Regions from separate parts of the Homo sapiens genome. Here region 2 is linked to region 1. Evidence: read pairs that join two places in POLR2A ChIA-PET (ENCODE). Cell type or tissue: Panc1. All regions are shown on one strand.

Region 1 (4,000 bases):
AGACGGGCTCCCAGGATTCAATTACCTCCCCTGGCTCCCTCCCACAACATGTGGGAATTCTGGGAGATACAATTCAAGTTGAGATTTGATGGGGGCACAGCAAAACCATGTCATTCCATCCCTGGCCCCTCCAAATTCGTGTCCTCACATTTCAAAACCAACTATGCCTTCCCAATTGTCCCCCAAAGTCATAACTCATTTCAGCATTAACCCAAAAGTCCACAGTCCAAAGTCTCATCTGAGACAAGGCAAGTCCCTTCCACCTATGAGCCTATAAAATCAAAAGCAAGTTAGTTACTTCCTAGATACAATGAGGGTACAGGTATTAGGTAATACAGCCATTCCAAATGGGAGAAATTGGCCAAAACAAAGGGGTTACAGCGCCCATGCAAGTCCAAAATCCAGCAGGGCAACTTTAAAGCTCCCAAATGATCTTCTTTTATTCCATGTCTCTCATCCAGGTTATGCTGATAAAAGAGGTGGGTTCCCATGGTCTTGGGCAGCTCCAACCCTGTGACTTTGCAGGGTACAGTCTCCCTCCCAGCTGCTTTCATGGGCTGGTATTGAGTGTCTGCAACTTTTCCAGGTGCACGGTTCAAGCTGTTGGTGGATCTACCATTCTGGAATCTGGAGGATGGTGGCCCTCTTCTCACAGCTCCACTAGGCAATGCCCCACTAGGGACTCTGTGTGGAGGCTCAGACCCCACATTTTGCTTCCACACTGCCCTACCAGAGGTTCTCCATGAGGGCCCCGTCCCTGCAGCAAACTTTCACCTGGCCATCCAGGCATTTCCATACATCTTCTGAAATCTAGGTGGAGGTTCCCAAACCTCAATTCTGACTTCTGTGTACCCGCAGGCTCAACACCATGTGGAAGCTGTCAAAGCTTGGGGCTTCCACCTTCTGAAGCCACAGCCCAAGCTGGATGTTGGCCCTTTGAGCCATGGTTGGAGCAGCTGGGACACAGGGCACCAAGTCCCTAAGCTGCACACAGCACAGTGACCCTGGTCCCAGCCCATGAAACCACTTTTTTCTCCTGGGCCTCCAAGCCCGTGATGGGAGGGGCTGCTGTAAAGGTCTCTGATGTGGCCTGGAGACATTTTCCCCATGGTCTAGGGAATTAACATTAGGCTCCTTGCTACTTGTGCAAACTTCTGCAGCTGGCTTGAATTTCTCCCCCCCAGAATGGGTTTTTCTTTTCTATTGCATAGTCAGGCCACAAATTTTCTGAACTTTTATGTTCTGTTTCCCTTTTAAAACTGAATGCCTTTAATAGTACCCAAATCACCACTTGAATGCTTTGCTGCGTAGAAATTTCTTCTACCAGACACCCTAAATCATCTTTCGAGTTCAAAGTTCCACAGATCTCTAGGGCAGGGGCAAAATGCTGCCAGTCTCTTTGCTAAAACATAACAAGAGTCACCTTTCCTCCAGTTCCTAACAAGTTCCTCATCTCCATCTGAGACCACCCCAGCCTAGATTTTATTGTCCATATTGCTATCAGCATTTTGGGCAAAGCCATTCAACAAGTCTCCAGGAAGTTCCAAATTTCCCACATTTTCCTGTCTTCTTCTGAGCCCTTCAAACTGTTCCAATTTCTGCCTATTACCCAGTTCCAAAGTTGCTTCCACATTTTCGGGTATCTTTTAAGCAATGCCCCACTCTACTGGTACCAATTTACTGTATTAATCCATTTTCATGCTAATGATAAAGACATACCCAAGACTAGGAAGAAAAAGAGGTTTAATTGGACTTACAGTTCCACATGGCTGGTAAGGCCTCAGAATCATGGTGGGAGGCAAAAGGCTCTTCTTACTTAGTGGTGGCAAGAGAAAATGAGGAAGAAGCAAAAGCGGAAACCTCTGATAAACGCATCAGATCTCGTGAGACTTATTCACTATCACGAGACTAGTGTGGGAAAGACTGGCCTCCATGATTCAATTACCTCCCCCTGGGTCCCTCCCACAACACCTGGGAATTCTGGGAGACACAATTCAAGTTGCGATTTGGTGGGGATGCAGCCAAATCATATCAGGTACTCATGGACATAAAGATGGCAATAATAGACACTGGGGACCACACTAGAGTGTGGAGGAAGGTAGGAAGGCAAGGGTTGAAAAGCAAATTATTGGTAACTATGCTTAGCACCTGGGTGACAGGATCAATCATACCCCAAACCTCAATACCATGCAATATATCCAGGTAACAAACCTGCACATGTGCCCCCGAATCTAAAATAAAAGTTGAAATTATAAAACAAAAACTAAAGTGGCTTGAATATCATGCAAACAATCAGATTAAAAACATGTAAAATAGACATAATAAGTCCACTGTAGCCACTGATGGTTGGCTTTTAAATCATTCATTCACATGCTAAAGCATAATGAAAGTTGAGCTTACATTCCAAGTTTGGTTTGTTGTAGCCTTGTATCTCATTTCACAGGAAACCTTTTCAATTGTTGTTTGACTATCCCAATAAATTATGGTCTTGGGCACTGTAGCATTTATAGTCTCAGCCCTGGAAATGACGGCTGCAGAAGGTATCACTAGAAAAAAAAAAAAAAAAAAAAAGACCTGGCTGTTTAAAACTTGCCTAGGGAGAAACTGGCATCTTTTCGTCAATATCTAGATATGAGAAAGCTCAAAGTAAAAAAAAATAAAATTCATGGTCTAATGAACAATTATGGACATTTTCTTATTTGCTAATTTGTTACATAGAAGAAAACTGCTGTTAAGGAAAATTCTATTCAGCCCATTCCCCATTAAAAAAAAAAAAACTGAACTCTAATAGTCCTGTCTTTCCCCCACCTTTCACTCCCTTACAATCCTAACTAATAAAATTCCAGAGCCTAGCCTTGTTAACAAAAGAGTATAAAAATGAGATAAAGGAGCTATCCCCTCTTCCCTCCATCTGTTCGAGGAGAGATGATATGCACCCAAATTTAGTTCAGATGATCAGATTTGAAAAGATGTTAAATTGAGCCAGGTGTGGTGATGTGTGCCTGAAATTCCAACTACTCAGGAGGCTGAGATGGGAGGGTCACTTGAGCCCAGGAGTTCAAGGTTGCAGTGAGCCATGATGGTGCAACTGTACTCCACCCTGGACGACAGAATGAGAGCTTGTCTCAAAAAAAAGAAAGAAAGGCTGGGCATGGTGGCTCATGTCTGTATTCCCAGCATTTGGGAGGCCGAGGTGGGCAGATCACTTAAGGTCAGGAGTTTGAGACCAGCCTGGTCGTCGTGGCAAAACCCTGTCTCTACTAAAAACAGAAAAAATTAGCCCGGCGTGGTGGTGGTGCGTGCCAATCCCAGCTACTCAGGAGGCTGAGGCAGGAGGATCGCTTGAACCCGGGAGGCAGAGGTTACAGTGAGCTGAGATCATGCCACTGCACTCCAGCCTGGGTGGCGGAGCGAGACTCTGTCAAAAAAGAAAGAAAGGAAGGGAAAGGAGGAAGGAAAAGAGAAAGAAAGGAAGAGACAGAAAGAGCAAGAAAGAAAGAAAGAAAAAAAAAGAGAAAGAAAGAAAGAAAAAGAAAGAAAGAAAGAAAGAAAGAAAGAAAGAAAGAAAGAAAGAAAGAAAGATGGATGTTCAATTCAGATCTTTTATCACAATAATCTTCTCCTTCTCTTGTGTATTAGGGAAACATATGAATATTTATATCTATTGCTAACTTGTTTTGTTCTCCTTTAAAATAAATCTGTCCTTCCTTGAAATTTTATTTGAAGAAAGCAGATCTCATAAGACTCTAAGGCTTTGTAAATTGTTGGCATGTTCTATAATAATAACCTTCACAGAAGGAACTGAAATTCTGATTGGTTATTTTATTAGTTGTTTTGTTATAGTAGGAGGTATATAGTTGGAATCGCTATGTTTCTAAACTGTGTAAATACTTGTAAGTTTGTTTTGTCTGAACAGAATAGAATCATTAACACTTTCCATTTCTCCCCTAAGGAACAATGAAAACCTATGACTTTGATAGCTGTACTATTTAACAAAGAA
Region 2 (4,000 bases), 480 kb before region 1:
ATCAGGAAAAATAAATTCTGAGCCTTATTCCAGCCCCACTTAATCTAAAGCTTCTGGGAATGGCTCTTGAAAGTTATATTTTTAACAAGCACCTCAGGGCCTTATTTCATCCAAACAGTTTGAGAAATTCTGATAGTGTAAACACTTCATTTTACACAGGAAGATTCTAAGCCCCAGTCTGAGTCGGTGGGGTGGGGGCGAAGGGTGGATCTCAGATGCCTAATAGGATGAGGGAGGGAAGCTTACATGAGTCCAGCAAACTAGAGTTATAACAGGGAGGGGTGAGGTCTGTGGCAAACTGGAAATCCAAGTCCAAAAGGGAGGGGCCTCCTATTGGCTCCAGCGAATTGCCACCACGCAGTATGGACCTACGGTTGCCAGTATAGCACATTTTCAAGAAACAATAAAAGTCTGGATTTTGCTAAGAGATTTTCCCATTTTTAAATGTTTACAACTGATCTTTAAAAATTGTTATATATTGTGTGATCCAAATTTCTCTTGGCTACCAGTTTCCACCCCCACATTAGGACTTTGTAAGCTATAGCATCATCTTTTCATTGTCTGTCTCTTGGTGGTGACAGCATCTGTCTCTTCTCTTAGTTTTACCAATTAATTTTAATGGCTTTCTATCACCTAGTAGAAAAGAAGCTTGGCCTGCCAGAAAATCATGCTCTGGTTTCTACCATCTTTCCCACTCCATCACCCATCACTGGAGGACATGTTTGCATCCTGGTCTTGCCACTTACAGTATGATTCTGGGCAACTTAAGATCTCTGTGTGTCAGTATTTTCACCTTCAAAATGGGGCTAATAATAGTACCTACTCCCACAGGGTTGTTGAGAGTGCTAATGAGTTCCTGTTGATAAAATGCTTAGATCAGTGCTCAGGATGTAGTAAATCTTGTATGAGTGTTGCTGTCACCCAAAAGCTAGCTCCAAACATGCCTTCAGTGTGTACCTTCCTGAGCTATAGTTCCTCCTCCTGGAGTAAATGCCCTTCACATTCACCTGGCAGATCTCTTCATCTTTCAGGTCTCACTGAACCTGGCAAACATTCCCTGGCCCCAGGAACACTTAGGTCTTGAATATACCTCATTATCACTTGTCACCTAGTATTACAGGTATCAGGTATCCCTACTAAATTGTACATATCCTTAAAGGTGGCTGCTTTTTCACCTTTGTGGCCTTGGGACCTAACATAGTGCCAGGAAAATGATAGGCATTCAATAAGCAGCATGATTGAAATGAACAAGCTTATCTTTTTTTTAATGTGCTTAATGATTTCCTTATAGATTGTCAACTTAAGGAGAAATGCTCTAATAGGCTACATCTTTGTATTCTTCATAGCACCTAGCAAAATTATATTCAATATTCAATCAATCGATCACATTTTTGTGCTGTTTGCAAAATACGATGCTAGCTTATGAACAAAGAGTTTACAACCTTTTTCTCCATTCCATTCCTATATGCCTTCTGGAGATTTCTATCCTTTGAACTTCCAGAACAGTTCTCTGGGCCTTTCTTACGTTGCTGGTAATTTTCTGTTTTGTATTTATGTAGTGATACGAAGTCCTTGAGGCCAGAGTGTGTGTCTGATTTTTTTTTTTTTTTTTTTTGGTAGACTTCAATATAGCCAGCATAGTCCCTTGTCCACAGTAAGCACTCACTTAATATTTCTTGGTGGTTTTCATGAATACGACCTTTTCACAGAGGTTCTTATGTTTACCAAAGTATTGTTAAAAAGAAAAAAAGTATTCACTTCTTTGAGGGATACTTACTTGGTGTCAAATCATGCCACTGAGTTTTGTTCATTTGAAGAGAACTTATCTCCCAAATTTCAGTCTTTTACCACATATCAAAGAATAAAATTCTACCTATATAAATGAAAATTAAGCAATTATTTCACAAGGGCTCCAGTAAGGCATCTCAAAACATGCTTTGGAAATATTTCAATTGACAGTATACAAATAATTCTTTCCTAAAAAATGACCCTTTTTTCTTTATTTGGGAACTAAGGTATGTATTATAGGAGATTAGCTACTTTCATGGGTCCTTTCATTATAAAAGTTTAACTTACCAAGATCCTAGGTTAAGTGTGGAAAGGAGGAAGCAATGCTATTTATGACACTGAGGTGAAGTTGCCAGTGGAAAAATTAGGTATTTTCCACTTTTCAACATTCAATACACCTTAGGTAGATGAGGGGATTTCTGTTCTTGTTGTAACGTAGCTTGCAATAAGTACATTTAATGGTTTTTAAGGCAACGACTAAAGAATATTTGCATCAATTAGAGATAGAAGCCATCCAGGTAATTTTATATTTGTTTAAAATTAACTGTTTCATGATTGGGTTTTTCAATGCTGTGTTAACTTTATGTTATGCTCAATCAGGAAAGAAAAACAAGAGTTTAAAATTTTTGAAGAAACCAAATGGCATTACAGTAATTGTTGAGATTTTCCTCAAAACAATCTGAAGAATGTATAAGTACTATTACATATCTCTAAGCATTATGAATTTAGAATAAAGATCAAAAATTCTTTTTGAAAAACATAGTTATATAGATGTACATGTCATAACACAGATCTCTCTGATGCCTTAAGTTTTCCTATTGCTATCACCTGGGTTTTAGAAACAGCCACACTCCATTGAGCACCTATCATGTGCCAGGTAGTTTGTATTCATTATTTCTAATCATTCATTTATTCAATAAATATTAATTCAGCACCTACTGCTTGCTGGCACTTGTGTCCACTACTGGGCTACAATAATGAACCAGACATTACCTGCCTTGAGGGAGGTTGCAGAGTTGTAGGAGAGGCCACAAGTCTGCAAGATAGGTAATCTTATCTCCATTTTACATGAGTAAAACAGGATGAAGAAGGACTAATCAAGGCTAGCTGCTACTGTGCTCGTTCCACTAAGCAAACCAGCTTTATCCACTGTGTGTCTCCACTTTAATTCATTCATCTCTGCAAGAGGGTTCTTACCAAATCGTTGTGAAAAAGGGCTGAAAAAAACCTTACTTCAATGGGAAGGCAAAACACCTTGCTATTTAAAACTCACTGCTCTCAATCTTTTGGTAATGTAAGAAACAAATATTAAATACCAGTTATGTTTTGGAGTGGGCACTGGATTTTAAAAAGATACAAGAAGCCTAAATAAGCCTAAAAACCCACATTTCTAGCAGATGTAGAAAAAGTCACTTGTGAAAAGATACAAGAAGCCTAAACAAGGCCTAAAACCCCACAATTCTAGCAGATGTGGGAAAAGAGAGTCATTTGCAAGGTGAAGGGCTCATGGAGCTATGTATTCATAATATATGCAGAAACTTGGAGCTTTTTGTTGCTATTAGTGGGTTTTCCCTACCCTTTCTTCTGATTGTATGTAGTCATGACTAGGATGAAAGACAGATGGCAGGGGAGCCATAAGGGGGACGGTTTGAGAAATAGGATAAGAAAATTCCTGTGGACAAAAGCAAGGCTAGGCCTTGCCTCCATAAGCATTTTTGCTTTCTTTGGTCTATGCCTACAAGATTGTTGGAGTTAATTATCAAGTGACTGTTCTAACTAAAAATGATTGTTCTACTGAAGACTTTTCTTTTGCTTTTCTTCTCTGCCATCTATTCCATCTGATAGAATTTAAGCAGACCCCTCAGAACCATAGAAATGTTCAGCTGGAAAGCACAAAGCTTTAGGAAGAGACTAGGGGCAGCAAAAAACCTTGCCTGGCCACTTCCCTGTTTGCTCTGTAAAAATGGTTCTGCAAAATGCACAACCTTGGATTCTTAGTCACTTCCTAACTGGCCTTGTCACCTACAGCTGCTCATCCCAATAATCATCTTTCACAGACCCCGGTGTTACTTTCCTAGAACACTGATCATGCCACTTCCTTCAGGGGCTCCGCTATCTGCCTGAAGTTTACAGAAGGAAGCCCAAATGCATAAGGGTAACACAGAATGCCTTCACAGCCTGGGCCTAATCCCCACCTTCCTTTTCAGCCCCG

What was found. ChIA-PET counts read pairs that join two places held together with the same protein. Peaks named below come from ENCODE experiments on the same cell type or tissue, not always from the same donor. Only the 100,000 strongest peaks of a DNase experiment are listed, where the experiment ranks them.
Region 2: POLR2A ChIA-PET joins it to region 1 with 7 read pairs; 4 of 35 experiments call an interaction of 5 or more read pairs at or near these places.

Annotation. Positions count from the first base shown.
Region 1 is chr1:67,205,456-67,209,455 of GRCh38, reverse strand. IL23R (interleukin 23 receptor) reads right to left here. Exons shown (of 11, transcript NM_144701.3): 6 at 2,401-2,546. Among named protein-coding and RNA genes, the nearest start is that of IL23R, 41 kb to the right of the region's middle. In Panc1, no CTCF peak of the experiment used is centred here; no DNase peak of the experiment used is centred here.
Region 2 is chr1:67,688,782-67,692,781 of GRCh38, reverse strand. No RefSeq gene overlaps it. Among named protein-coding and RNA genes, the nearest start is that of GADD45A, 5.6 kb to the right of the region's middle. RefSeq lists a silencer at 2,862-3,156. In Panc1, no CTCF peak of the experiment used is centred here; no DNase peak of the experiment used is centred here; H3K4me3 peaks cover 356 bases; H3K27ac peaks cover 3,042 bases.